Linked DNA regions of Homo sapiens: region 1 is linked to region 2. The links are chromatin loops, found by intact Hi-C in ENCODE. Cell type or tissue: dorsolateral prefrontal cortex. All regions are shown on one strand. Each heading gives the region's core, and the rest is flanking DNA. Links, peaks and the distances in the headings are about the cores only. Region 1 holds the start of CDKL3 (cyclin dependent kinase like 3). Region 2 has its middle 8.4 kb from the start of SKP1.

Region 1 (7,598 bases), core at 2,625-5,124, 180 kb after region 2:
AATTATCTGCATAACAGTTGTTACAGTAAAACACATATTCAAGTTCATCTCTGTATTGTCACATACTGGTTAGTTTTCCAAAATGATTAAATAGAAAAAAAATAATCAATTTAAGTGCAACAGTTGAAGAAAGAGCAAGAGATACTGCCTTGGGGGAAAAAAATCTCCTAATCAGATTTTCATTCACAGTACACAATTGCCTTATCTATAGTATTATGTTTTAGGTCATCAGGACATGAACTGATATCTTTCACAAAATCATAACATCTTTACTGACTCACTTTTCATTGTCTAGAAATAGAGCTGTTCTATTTATTTATTTATTTGAGATGGAGTCTCGCTCTGCTGCCCAGGCTGGAGTGCAGTGGCGTGGTCTCGGCTCACTGAAACCTCCGCCTCCCGGGTTCAAGTGATTCTCCTGCCTCAGCCTCTTGTGTAGCTGGGATTACAGGCCCCTGCCACCATGGCCGGCTTTTTTTTTTTTTTTTTTTTTGAGACAGAGTCTCACTCTGTCGCCCAGACTGGAGTGCAGTGGCGCAATCTCAGCTCACTGCAACCTCCTCCTCCTGGGTTCAAGCAATTCTCCTACCTCAGCCTCCCGAGTAGCTGGGACTACAGGCACACACTGCCATGCCTGGCTAATTTTTTGTGTTTTAGTAGAGACAGGGTTTCACCATGTTGCCCAGGCTGGTCTCGAACTCCTGAGCTCAGGCAATCCGCCCGCCTCGGCCTCCCAAAGTGCTAGGATTACTGGCGTGAACCACCGCGCCCAGCGTAGAGCCATTCTAATAATCCACAGATGCCTAATATATTTCCTCAAATTAGGCCAGGCACAGTGGCTCATGCCTGTAATCCTAGCTCTTTCACAGGTCCAAGACAGGAAGATCGCTTAAGCCCAGGTGATGGAGGCTGCAGTGAGCTATGATCATGCCACTGCGCTGCAGCCTGGGCAACAGGGAGACTCCATTTCTTAAAAAAAAAAAAAAAAAAAAAGAGAGAGAAAGAAGGCAAATTGATCCATCATATCTCATATAGACTTACAAAGAAAGAAGAAAATATTATTTTTGTATCAGATAAAGCAAACAAGAACATCTGCTGCATATGAAACAGCTATACTATATCGTCAAGATCATAAACCTTAAAGGATGTAAATAGATTCCAATAAATAGAATACATACTTATTTAAATATTTTTAAAATCATTAATTTTCTACCCCAACCCTAAGGAATGTTAATGCTCCTTTCTCCACACTCCTCAGTTGTTTCTCCTGGGCTGAACTGTCACACCTACATAGGATTCTGTCTTCTTCCCTGATCTCTCCTGATATTGTTCCTCATTTCTAAAAGCCTACTGGTAATCTTTACTTAAATGTACTCCTGTCACCTCAAATTCAACATTTCCAAAATTGAAGTACTTCCCAAACCATGTCTCTTTTGAGTCTTTCGTATTTCTATCAATTGTATCAATCACTGAACCTCAGAGACCTTTGACTCCTTCTATAGTCTTTCTATAGTCTTCTACACTCTTTCATGTCTTTTTTTTTTTAGACAAGGTGTTGCTCTGTTGCCCAGGCTGGACTGCAATAGTGTGATCTCGGCTCACTGCAACCTCCTCCTCTTGGGTTCAAGCAATTCTTCTGCCTCAGCCTCCCGAATAGCTGGGATTACAGGCATGCACTACCATCCCCGGCTAATTTTTGTATTTTTAGTAGAGATGGGGGTTTCACTACATTGGCCAGGCTGGTCTCGAACTCCTGACCTCAGGTGATCTGCCTGCCTCAGCCTCCCAAAGTTCTGAGATTACAGGCGTGAGCCACAGCGCCCTTTTTTTTTTTCTTTTGAGATGGAGTCTCACTCTGACGCCCAGGCTAGAGTGCAGTGGCGTGATCTCGGCTCACTGCAACCTCCACCTTCTGGGTTTGAGCGATTGTCGTGCCTCAGCCTCCTAAGTAGCTGGGATTACAGGGGCGCGACACTATGCCTGGCTAATTTTTTTTTTTTTTTTCCTTTTCTTTTGAGACAGAGTCTTGCTCTGTCGCCCAGGCTGGAGTGCAGTGGCGCTGTCTTGGCTCACTGCAAGCTCCGCCTCCCGGGTTCACGCCATTCTCCTGCCTCAGCCTCCGCAGTAGCTGGGACCACAAGCACCCGCCACCTCGCCCGGCTAATTTTTTGTATTTTTTAGTAAAGACGGGGTTTCACCGCGTTAGCCAGGATGGTCTCGATCTCCTGACCTCGTGATCCACCCGCCTCAGCCTCCCAAAGCGCTGGGAGCGTGAGCCACCGCACCCGGCCTTAATTTTTTTTGTTTAATTTTTAGTAGAGACGGGGTTTCACTATGTTGTCCAGGACGGTCTTGAACCCCTGACCTCAGGTGATCCACCCGCCTCGGCCTCTCAAAGTGCTGGGATTACAAGCGTGAGCCACCGCACCCGGCCTCATGTCTTTTTTTTTTGTTTTTTACAATACAGCATGTTCTAACTTTACTTTTCATTCACATTGCTGCATTTTAGCAAGGGTCCTCAGACATTTTCCAAAATTCCTTAATTGAACTCCTAACAGACCTATTTTTACTCTTAGTCCTCCAATCTATTCTGCACAATAGTGGTAGATTAAAATTTACATTTCTTTACACTGAATTCAAAACCTTCACGACTTTCCACCTCTTACAAAATCAAGTTTTGACTCCTTAGCCTAAAAGACTTTAAAATCTACCTCCAATTTACTGTTCTAATATACCTCTTTCCAATTCTGCTCAGAAAACTCTACAGGCACATGTCTTTGCTCTTTGTCCTTTCCACTTTGCCCTTTATCCTTTGTCCTTCTTTAGTCTCTTTTGAGTTTATGTTGTTCCTCTAACCTAGAACACAACAGTTTCTCCCTCTTATCTAAACCCTCCACATCCTTCAAAGCCAAATTCATGTCCCATTTCCTCAAAAAAACTTTCCCTACCAGGGAAAGGACTTTGTGTTGATTCCTTGGCATTTATTATGAGCCACTTTTTATTCAGTATGATTTTCATATACTCTCCTTTCTGATTAAATTATAGAAGTCTTTAAGGGCAGGAACTATCTTTTACCTCCTTATAGTCTCAGTACCTAGCACCATGCCTTGCACATAGCAGAAATTTTTATTAAGTATTATACTTGAATATTTCTGAATAATTATTAAACAATATTGGTGTAGCTTTTGTTACATACCCCAAAACACATATATCTTGTATCACTATAAAATTACAAAATGTAGATAAGATAGAGTATTACACTTGTTTCTCCATAATATGAATCAGTACGTGTGAACTAAAATATTTTATGCAATTTTTTATTCCATAACAATTTTTTCTTTTGACTTAGATGATTAAGGCAAAAGAAGCAAACCTTTAGAAACTTTATTTCTCTCATCGCAATTTTGTTGACAGATTGTTCTGGTCTCTCATAAAATATCTTAATGGCCACTATCTGCCCAGTATTCTTATGTTTACATTTCATGACTGTTCCGTAACTTCCCTCTCCCACTTTTCCAAGGGTTTCATACATCTCCATTTTCAAGCTGGGCTTTTACTACTTTATAGAAATAAAGAAAGAAAATGGAAAATGTTAAACGTTTATACTTTTATTTATTAAAACTAGATAATGCATATCCACAATAAACCCACAGTCTCAAATATAGAGACATTAAAAAAAAAAAAGGAATCTTTTCCACTGAGCCTTTTTGTCTTTGGGAACTAAAGACAGCTTGAGTAAGGTGTCCTTCTGAGGCTCCACCTCTCACCAGAACTTAGGGGTACTCCTGCTGTCTCGGTCATGCCCATCAACACTGAGACTACCACACTATAAGTCACCATCCATCAAGCATGGGGTCCCTACACTTCCTGTCATGTTCCTGTCAAATAATAGGTTCCCGCACTACTGCAGTCGCCCACTTATCAGGCCCAAGGTCCTAAAAAAAGCCTGGTCTCGCCCGCAACTCAAACCACACGTCTTAGGATGCCGGACCGGCGTCACGCCCCACGTCCCGCTGTTGACTTTATCCAAACAGCCGCCGCCGCCTCAGCCCATTCTGTGGTCCCGCTGGTCTGGCTCTGCGTAGTTCCAGTGGAGCCACCGAACACTGATACTACTTTGTTGCTCAGCCCCGCAAGGAACCGGCCACTTGCCACCATGGAAACGCCGGCGGAGTTGCTGCGTTCTAGACTCGTGCGCAAGACCGGAACATGGGCAGGGTCCCGACCCGGAAGGGGAAGTGGGAAGAAACGGAAACCTACTCTGGGTAGGCGCAAGGTGGAAGAGTGCTGTGCTTGGGAATGGGGGAGGGGAGTACAGATTGCTGTCGCAGCTGAGCCTCCTCACAAGGTTGCTTTTGAATGTGGATAGGAAGGATCTGCATCTTTTTTTTTTTTTTTTTTTTTTTTGAGATAGTCTAGCTCTGTCGCCCAGGCTGGACTGCAGTGTCGCTGATCTTGGCTCACTGCAACCTCCTCCTTCCAGGTTTAAGTGATTTTCCTGCCTCAGCCTCCCGAGTAGCTGGGATTACAGGCGTGTGCCACCACGCCCGGATAATTTTGTATTTTTAGTAGAGACGGGGTTTCTACCATGTTGGCCAGGCTGGTCTCGAACTCCCAACATCAGGTGATCCGCCTGCCTCGGCCTCCCAAAGTGCTGGGATTACAGGCGTAAGCCACCGCCCCCGGTCAAGATGGTTCTTAAATCAAAAACTTTTCTTGAACACTTGCCATATGCCTTTTAATTTTTTCCAACTGCTAGTAATCTTTTTTAAAGAAAAAAAACCTCCCTCACCACATGTCAAACTCTAGGAAAGCAAGTAATTCGAAGAGTTCCACCATATACGAAATGATGTACAAGAGCACGGAAATAAAGAGGCCAGTGTCTAACTGCTTAAGTAGACATAGAGTTCAACTGGAATGACAGTCCCTAATGAATAACCACCATATCACTAGACCAAGTGCCTAGGGAGTGCTTTCTTTATTGAATAGGGCTTTCTTTGCTTTCTTCTATAAAATGAGTTAAATGTAAAAAAGCGAAATCTCGCTATGCTTCCGCTAAATAAGAGGAAAGGCATTATTTAATAAATCTAGTCTGGTGGGTCCCACCCAGCATGCATATTTAAATCACACCTGGAGAGCTTTTAGAAAGCATCCCAACCCCCACCTCCACACCCCTGCCCCAATGCCAGAGCACCTGATTTAATTGGGATAGCGTAAATAAATTAGTATTTTTGAAGCTTCTCAAGTTTTTTCTATGCTGCTAGGGTTTATATTGAGAGAAAGGAGAAGTGGTCATCGTTTTCATTGATCACCTAAAATATTCAGAATTGTCTTTTCTTTGAAGGTTATTCAGACGGGCGCAGTGGCTAACGCCTGTAATCCCAGCACTTTGGGAGGCCCAGGCGGGCGGATCACGAGGTCAGGAGATCGAGACCATCCTGGCTAACACGGTGAAACCCCATTTCTACTAAAAAATAGAAAAAATTAGCTGGGCGTGGTGGCGGGCGCCTGTAGTCCCAGCTACTCGGGAGGCGGAGGCAGGAGAATGGCGTGAATCCGGGAGGCGGAGCTTGCAGTGAGCGGAGATCGCACCACTACATTCCAGCCTGGGTGGCAGAGCGAGACTCCATCTCAAAAAAAAAAAAAAAAAAAAAAAGAAAGTTATTCAACCACAATATAAAATACCTTCTATAAATAAGAATGTCATAGTAAATCTTATAGTGGGCTCAAACTTGGTGTAAGCATATTATTTGTTGTGGGCTAAATATTTGCAAGGAGGCTGCGCACAGTGGCTCACACCTGTAATCCCAGGGAGGCCAAGGTGGGCAGATCACTTGAGCCCAGGAGTTCCAGACCAGCCTGGGCAAGAGGGCAAAACTCCATCTCTACAAAAAATTAGCCGGGCATGGTGGTGCACACCTGTGGTCCCAGCTACTTGGGCGTCTGAAGGAGAATTACTGGAGCCCAGAAGGTCAAGGCTGCAGTGAGCCCTGTTCACACCACTGCACTCCAACCTGGGTGACAGAGCAAAACTCTGTCTCAAAAAATAAAAAAATTTGCCCAGGACAAAGATGAACCAAACTGAGTCCCTGCCCTCAATGAACTCATAATCCAGAGCTACAGAACTGATAACAGCATACAGTTAATAGCTTTAAAATTATTCCTTCTACAAGTAGGTTATGGCAGGCCTGGTTAACAAGGACAGCCAGTGATTCTTGCTAATACACAGCTGTAAGACTTTATGATGCACATTCACTGAATCAGTTAAAAGTGTTATATCATTTTGGAAAATAATAAACTGTTTCCAAAACAATTATAAATCCCTGTAGTCTCTGAATTCCTTACCTCTATTGCCTCCAGTTCCCATCTTCAGGACTTCGTTGGTGGGTCAGGAGGACTCTGAGCACTTTTGTATCCATTCGTCAGCTCAACAGGGAAAGAGGGGGTAGGAGGAGGACCTCAGCATTGCCCTAATCTTGCCCATAGTTCCATGGAACCAGAAAGGGTTAACTTTTCCCACTTTCCTTGTACCTCCCTTTCTTCAAACCCTGAATTCTGTCTCTGCTTTCAGTGACTGCCTTGACTGATAAATTACAAGGGTTTTTTTGGTTGTTGCGGGATTTTTTTGAGGCAGGGTCTCAGTGGCATGATGATGGCTCACTGCAGCTTCAACTTCCTCGTCTCAAGCGATTCTTCTGCCTCAGCCTCCTGAGTTGCTGGGACTATTGGTGTGCGCCACCATGCCTGGCTAATTTTACTTTTTGTAGAGACAGGATCTCCTATGTTGCCCAGGCTGGTCTTCAACTCCTGGCCTCCCAAAGTATTAGGATTACAGGCATGAGCTAATGCCCCAGCTCATGAGGGATATTTTTAAGATATAGTTTCTCTTTACCATTTTTCTCCATGTAACCCTACCTGTGTGTCTTCCTCCTTTGCTATTGGAAGGGTTAGGACTGCAATGGCAGAAAGGCAAAAAAATTAAGAATATTCAGCTTTTAACTTAAAAAACACATTGCGAATGTCTAACAGGACCTATCAAGAGTTAGGCCTGGCTAACCTGATCACCAAGGCAGTCACTGGAAGCAGAGAGGGAATTCAGGGTTTGAAGAAAGAGGTACAAGGAAAGTCAGAAAAGTTAACTCTGCTTCCATGGAATCAGGGGCAAGGCTGAGGCAATGTTAAGGTCCTCATTCCACCCTCCCTTTACCTGTTGAACTGAACAGTTCCCCAAATGGATACAAAAGTACTCAGAGTCCTTAGTATAACAAAGTCCTGAAGGTAGGAATTGGAAGCAATAGAGGGAAGGACGGTGACCACAGAAAATATTCAAGGTCTTTGGGAGGTCAACACCTCTGAACCCCCTGGTGGTGGGGGGCCCTTCTGGCCCATTTGCACCTTTCTTGCTAGTGTAGAAAACCTGAAGTTATCTCAGGCTAGATATATAACCCTCACTCATGTCTGCCGGAGCTCTCCCCCAGAATATGAATCATATTTGTAGGTTTCTTTGACAACCAACCACTCATTGATATGCTTGGAAGACTGCACCCCCACATTCCTTAAAAATACAATGGTACTCCCCCACCATAGGCAAGTCCCCG
Region 2 (7,598 bases), core at 1,616-4,115:
AAAATTCATGCAGCCACAGAGGCAGAGGAATCACACAGACCTGCTGTTGCCCACTTGCTGCTAACATCCTGTGTGATCTGGGATAAGTGGCTTCTCCTTGCTGAGCCCCAGCCCCCTTGTCTGTAAAGTGGGGATTATAACAATACCAATACATCACAGGATTTTTGTGAAAATCAGTGATTTTAGTCACCAGAATGGCTAAACTTAAAAGAATGACAATACCAAGTATTAGCAAGGATGTGGAACAATCGGAGCTCTCATACATTTCTGGTGGGAGTACAAATTGGCACACTTCAGAAAACTGGCAGTATCTACTAAAACTAAACATACATGTACCCAGTGGCCCAGCAACTCCAATTCTGGATATATACTCAGCAGAAATAAGAACTTATGTCTACCAAAAATATGTTTAAGAATGTTCATAGCAGCTTTATTCATAAGAGTCAAGAAAGAACAAATCTATCAACTATAAAATGAAAAAAAAACTGTAGTATATTCACTTAATGGAATATTAAACAGCAATGAAAAAGAACCTACTGATATACACAATGTGGATGGATCTCATGAACAATGTTGAACAAAAGAAGCTAAACCCAAGAATATTGATTGTTTAAGTCCATTTCAATAAAGACCAAAAAAGCCCCAGGCAATAACGAATCTGCGGTGAGAGAAGAATAGTTACCTTTGGCAGGTGACAAGTATTGATGAGGGAAGTTTTTGGGATGCTAAATATTTTTTTTCTTTTTCTGTTTCTTTTCTTTTCTTTTTTTTTTTTTTTTTGAGACAGGGTTTTGCTCTATTGCCCAGCCTGGAGTGCAGTGGCGCAATCACTGTACTTGACCTCCTGGGCTCAAGCAATCCTCCCACCTCAGCCTCCTGAGTAGCTGGGACTACAGGTGCACACCACTGTAGTATATCTGGGCTATTTTTTTTTTTTTTTTGAGACGGAGTTTCACTCTTGTTGCCCAGGTTGGAGTGCAGTGGCATGATCTGAGCTCACCGCAACCTCTCCACCTCCTGGGTTCAAGTAATTATCCTGCCTCAGCCTCCTGAGTAGCTGAGATTACAGGTGCCTGCTACCATGCCCAGCTAATTTTTGTTATTTTTAGTAGAGACAGGGTTTCACCCTATTGGCCAGGCTGGTCTCAAACTCCAGACCTCAGGTGATCCACCCGCCTTGGTCTCCCAAAGTGTTGGGATTACAGGCATGAGCCACTGCACCCAGCCTATTTTTTTTTTTGTAGAGATGGAGTCTTGCCATGTTGCCCAGGTTGGTCTCAAACTTCTGGGCTGAAGCAATCTTCTTACCTTGGCCTCCCAACGCTGGGATTACAGATGTGAGCCACCATGCCCGGCCAACATTTTGTATCTTGGTCCAGATGGTGGTTTCATGAGTGTATGTACATACAAAAATTCACTGAACTACAATTATGTTTGTATACTTTACTGCATGTAAATCATAACTCAGCAGAAAAGAGGGAGAAAGTTCGGGCATGGTGGCTCATGCCTGTAATCCCAGCACCTTGGGAGGCCAAGGTGGGCAGATCATCTGAGGTCAGGAGTTCGAGACCAACCTGGCCAACATGGTGAAACTCCCGTCTCTACAAAAATACAAAAAAAAATTAGCTAGGTATGATGGCAGGTGCCTGTAATCCCAGCTACTCGGGAGGCTAAGGCAGGAGAATCGCTTGAACCTGGGAGGCGGAGGTTGCAGTGAGCTGACATTGTGCCATTGCACTCTAGCCTGGGCGACAGAGCAAGACTCTGTTTCAAAAAAAAAAAGCGAGGAGGGAGTGACAATGTGTGAATGCATGTAACATTCTTAACATGATGCCAGTGTCAATTCCTGAAGGAAGTCTGAGCCCCTGGAGCCTTTCCTTCACATGGCTTCCCAACCCTTCAGAGCCAAGGCTGGAGGAATACAGGAGATGTTGGGAGGGAAGGTGAGGAATTTCTGCAAGGCCACAGGGAGGACTTACCTGCCCATGGGCCAAGAGTTCAACTAAGACCTTGGACAAAGCTACAGAAAGTTACAGCTTCCTTTCCTCTATCTGAGCCAGCCAGTGCAATACCTTCCCTGGTGGACTATGAACCTGCCCTTGGGAAGCTGCTGTGGAATCTCTAGGCAGAAGTGACATCTACACCTAAGTGGTGGAGGAAAACATTTCTTGACCCACATCTGTACCCTGCACCATCAGATTTCAGGAACCCCAGACTGCCTTGGGTCTAGGGTAGGTTGGAGAGTCTTGGCAAGCCAAAGTGGGCCTACCCATGAAGGAGGGACTGAACAGTAATCCTGCCCAAATCAGCAAGCCCATAAGCATAGCCACTAACATTCCTGGAGCATGGGCCTGCCAGATTACCGAGCTAAGCTCTTTCTTTATAATGTTTTAATCTCACAGCAACCCTAGGAGGTGGTTACTATTATAATCTGCATTTTACAGGAGAGATGCCAAGGCTGAGATGGGTTAAGTAATCAGCCCCAGGCCATAGAGCAGGAAAATGGGGAGGTGGGATTTGAACCTAGGTCTGGCTAACTCACCACAGATGAGTCTGACTTCACGGAAGAGCATGAGCTACACCCACCTCTCTCCAAGGAGAGAAGACCATAGGAGTGCACAGTGCCCCCCATGTGCTCAGAGTTGCCATGCTGGGCCCAAGCTAAGGCAGTGACAGGGACGGGATTGCTCTAGAGTCCGTCTGGTCCAGGTCAACCCCCAAGAACTACCAGTACTGACTGGCTCTGACCAACAGATGGCACCAGAGAGCCAGGTGGCTGTCCCAAGGGTGCATCTTCACTGAGCCTGCCCTCTTCCAGGCTTGCCCTCTGGCCCCTCCAAAGGTTGCCCTCTCTCCCCTCCAGGACGCAGACTCCTGTCCAGAAACCCAGTCTGGCCACCAGAGGCTGAATGCCAGTGCAACTTAATCCCATGTCCACAGCGTGACCATGGAAGTAGCCCCCAGCCATCTGGGTCACAGTGTCCCTCTGTGAAATGTAGAGTTTGACAGAGACCTGTGAAATGCAGGACCTGGTAGCAGGGCCAGAAAGACTCAGTTAGGAGCAGAGCAGTGCAGTACAATGCAGCGAGGACTCCTTCACAGATGAGAAAACAATGACAGGCATCACCTATCATCACCGGCTAAGTCTCCCTACCCCTCTGCCCAGAGGACCCCAGCACCAATATGTCGTCTGGAGCCAGCACACTGGGGCAAAGACTACCAGAGAGAAATTGCAATTTAAAAACTCTGCAAAGCCCAGCCAGTCAGCCACCCATGGAGCTCCAGGCAGGCCGACTTGCTGAACATCCCAGGAGCTAGACTGGGATCATCAGTGAGGTAGTCAAGTATGACGTGGGTATGTCTTGCAAGCCAAGTGCCTGACTGTTAACTGCGCAGTCAGGAAGGCCTGTCTGCCAAGGGACTACTGAGTGGCAGGGATTTCTCCAGGAAAATCTCTGAGTCTAGGCCCAGCAAGCTGCTGATATAGACCATGCCAGTCAGTCATTCAGTGAATATTTGTTTACCACCCTCTCCCCATCATGTTGCAGACAGTGGTAAAGAAGAGAAGGATTTTTGCCTTCAGGGAGCTTACCATCTAGTGGGTTCAATGTGATAAGCACAAATAAGAGAATGTTAGGTGGATAAATACTGAGAAGAAAACAAAGTGGGGTTATAAAGGGAGAAGAGGGCAATACATTTAAGCAGAAACCTGCATAAGAAGGCCCCAGCCACAGAAAGAGATGGAAAAAGTGTCTCTAAAAATGAGTTTGGTATGTCCCAGGAACAGTATGGCTAATATGGTTAGAGATTAATGAATGGGGGGAGAGTGAAAACAGATGAGGGCAGAAGAGCAGGTAAGGACCAAATCATGAAAAGCTCTGTGAAGAAAGTGGAATTTCATCCCATTTTCTTTTCTTTTTTTTTTTTTTTTTTAAGATGGAGTCTCATTCTCTTGCCCAGGCTGGAGTGCAGTGGTGTCTCGGCTCACTGCAACCTCTGGCTCCGGGGTTCAAGCGATTCTTCTGCCTCAGCCTCCTGAGTAGCTGGGATTACAGGCGCCCACCACCATGCCCGGCTAATTTTTGTATTTTTAGTAGAGACGGGGTTTCACCATGTTGGCCAGGCTGGTCTCGAACTCCTGACCTCAAGTGATCCACCCACCTCAGCCTCCCAAAGTGCTAGGATTACAGGCGTGATTACAGCCGCTGGCCACTTCATCCCATTTTCATTAAGTAGCCTCAGGTGATGGAAGGTAAGCAGCATGTGGCAGGATCCGCTTTACAGTATAGAAAGAGCGCTCTTGTGATTGTGTGAGTGGATTGTAGTGGGTGGAAGAAGAGAAGCCGCAAGACCTTTCAGAAGGCTTGGACCAGGACAGGGTTATTAGAGATAAAAGAGAAAGATGTATTTGGAGGTGTAGCTAATGAACCACATGTGGAGGATGAGAGAAACAGGTGTCAAGGATAACTGCATGAATGGTGGTACTATTCATGGTGGTACTAAGATAGGAAACACCAGGATTTGGGGTGGAAGGTGTTTGGGAGATCAGGAATTGTTTGAGATGCACGTTAGACATCTGAGTCATGTCAAGTAGGCAGTTGAATACTTAACAGGAGTGCAGGGGAGAAGTTGGGCTAAGGATACAAACTGGGACTCTTCAGCATATAGACAGGGCTAGATGAGATCACCTGGAAGAGGAGAGAAAAAGTCGTGTGAGTACTAAGCCTTGGGTCATTTCCATATTTAGAGGATGGGAAGAACTGGCAAAGGAGTCTGGAAAGCAGCAGTCAAAAAGGCAGGAGGGGCTAGGCGCCGTGGCTCATGCCTACTTTGGGAGGCCGAGGCAGGAGGATCGCTTGAGCTCTAGAGTTCACGACCAGCCTGGGCAACATTGTGAGATCCAGTCTCTATAAAAAATTTAAAAATTAGCTGGGCATGGTCACACACGCCTATAGTCCCAGCTACTCTGGAGGCTGAAGTGGGAAGATCGCCCGAGTCTGGGAGGTTGAGGTTGCAGTGAGATAAAATCATGCCTCTACACTCCAGCCTGGAAGAATCCTTCTCAAAAAAAAAAAAAAAAAAAAAAGTAGGAGGAAAACAAGCAAATGTAGTGTAATGGTAGACAAGGAAAGAAACTATATCTGGGAAATTGTTTTGGTCAATCATTTCAAATGCTAAAAACAAAATTAAAGTCAGAAAAAACATCTACTATACTTGGCAATGGGAAAATCACCTTGATAAAGCTGTAATTTCAGTGGGGTGGTGTGTTGAGAAAAGTGTGATATGAGAAGGTGGACAGAGGACACAGTTCTTTCAAAGAGCTTTGCTAAGAGCAGTATAGAAAAAGGGCAGGCACTTAAAGGGACTGTGAAGTCAAAGGAGTCTGTTTTTAGGATTGAAGATACAGAGCCATGTTGTATGCTGATAGGAATAATCCAATTGAGGAGGCCAAGGATAGAGGTACAGCTGCAGAAAGATTGCTGGATGTTGGCTGGGAGGGGTGGCTCACACCTGTAATCCCAGCACTTTGGGAGATTGAGGCGGGCAGATCACCTGAGGTCAGGAGTTTGAGACCAGCCTGGCCAATATGGTGAAAACACGTCTCTACTAAAAATACAAAAAATTAGCCGGGCGTGGTGGCGCACGCCTGTAGTCCCAGCTATTCAGGAGGCTGAGGCAGGAGAATCACTCAAACCCAGGAGGCGGAGGTTGCAGTGAGCCAAGATCATGCCACTACACTCGAGCATGGCAACAAGTGTGAAACTCCGTCTCAAAAAAAAAAAAAGATTGCTGAATGTGATGGCAGGAAGAAGAGAGACACTATCGACTGTGCCCTGAAGTATTAATATTGGCGAGGTTATAAGTGTTATAGAGTACAGAGAGGAGGTGGCAATTTGAGAAGAGACCGTGTTAATCAGTCCTTTTGAAGCCCAAGAATCTAAGGAAGTGTAGAGGACTATCCAGCAGTAACTGGTCCATCTGACATTTGTGTGAGTCCCACCAGTACAGCTGTGTCCATTCCTCTAGCCACATCCTGCCACTCAGCTGTAGGCAGCAGGCTCTGGTCAGAACAGCACAGCCTGGACTACAGCAGTCTCTCAAACAGCAGCTTCCCCACCGCTGCCCCAGATGGCGGAAATTTCTAGGAATGTTATCAGGTCATGGTCAGTGCTTTTCTACAAACTACACTTCCGCATTCTCTTTCAAAACAAGTGATTTTTCACCTTGTGATAAACAGCATCTAATGCAGATTGGTGAGAAGGAATAGCTCCTTCTCATCCTTTAGGTCTCAGCTCAGTGTCACCTCCTCAGAGACCACCAGCCTAAATAGTACGTTAAATTTACATTAAAACTTATTTTAAAAATTTAACAGCCATCACATCAAGACATACGATTGCCATCAGCCAAAAAAATTGTCAAAATTCACAAACTTGAGTTGGGCAGTAAGCAATGTGCACAACAGTATGTGGAAGTTTTGGCTAGAAGGGTACCTCCTTTTACCCTCTGGCCTCCTGTCTTGCTTTTTCTTCATAGTACATTATTCCTATTGGAGTTTTATATTTGTCTCTCTTGGGTGTTCACTGCACAAGGGCACTTTGTCTTGTACACCGCTTGTGCCTAATGCCTGGCACATAACAGGTGCACAGTAAGTAGCTGCTGAATACCACTCAGCTCAGCTGGTGCCTGGTGGTGGCTTACTTACCCAGTGGAAGTTACTCAAATACCATGGCAACATCTCTTCTTGCCCACTTCACTTGCTGTGCTCTCCCAGATGGCAGCAGCCCCTTACTACATACACCCTGGCTAAGACCTAAGCCCTCTTGCTAGAACCTCTCACCCCTCAACACACACCCACCTTGCTTCACCCCTTTCTTCCTATTCTAATAAATTTAACCCTCTGTTCTCCTTCTTAGATCTTTGCCTTCCTGTCCTTTGCCTTGAGACTTAAGAAGCCTTGGAGTCCTCACAAACGAGAGCATGTAGCACAAACCTTGGAACCTTGGGAGCTGGGGGTCTCAGTTATAGACTTAATGCAAAGACTGGTTCCTGTGGATGCATGACTGCAAGCCAGGCAGCAGGTAGTCTTAGAGCTCAGGTCTGAGTAAATTCGCCCAGTTACCACTTCCCCACCCCCAAGATCCCAGCTGAGAGCCAAAGCAGAGCCTGGATTTTGTCTGGTTGATAAGGGTGGGAAAGGCACAGAACCCACATTGGGGGTGACCAACTGTTCTGGTTTCAAAGCTCTACTGGCTGGGGCAGTGGCTCACGCCTGTAATCCCAGCACTTTGGGAGGCATAGGCGGGTGGATCACCTGAGGTCAGGAGTTTGAGACCAGCCTGGCTAATATGGTGAAACCCCATTTCTTCTAAAAATACAAAAAATTAGCCAGGTGTGGTGGCGTACACTTGTAATCCCAGCTACTTGGGAGGCTGAGGCAGGAGAATCACTTGAACCTAGGAGGTAGAGGTTGCAGTGAGCCGAGATTGTGTCATTGCACTCCAGCTTGGGCAACAAGAATGAAACTCCATCTCAAAAAAAAAAAAAAAAAAAGAAGAAGAAGAAGAAGAAAGCAAGATCTGCTTCCTGGAAAACCTTCA

What was found. Hi-C counts contacts between places; a loop is a spot of excess contacts. Peaks named below come from ENCODE experiments on the same cell type or tissue, not always from the same donor. Only the 100,000 strongest peaks of a DNase experiment are listed, where the experiment ranks them.
Region 1: a loop joins it to region 2, with 2.3 times the contacts of the local background. A loop is called at or near these places in 30 of 110 quality-filtered maps.

Annotation. Positions count from the first base shown.
Region 1 is chr5:134,362,986-134,370,583 of GRCh38, forward strand. CDKL3 (cyclin dependent kinase like 3) reads right to left here and starts at 4,186. Exons shown (of 13, transcript NM_001113575.2): 1 at 3,992-4,186; 2 at 3,374-3,559. The coding sequence starts at 3,538. In dorsolateral prefrontal cortex, for the core only: CTCF peaks have their summits at 4,173 and 4,382; a DNase peak (open chromatin) is centred at 4,206; H3K4me3 peaks cover 2,306 bases; H3K27ac peaks cover 1,100 bases.
Region 2 is chr5:134,181,597-134,189,194 of GRCh38, forward strand. No RefSeq gene overlaps it. Among named protein-coding and RNA genes, the nearest start is that of SKP1, 8.4 kb to the left of the region's middle. In dorsolateral prefrontal cortex, for the core only: CTCF peaks have their summits at 2,762 (motif pointing right) and 2,965; a DNase peak (open chromatin) is centred at 2,765.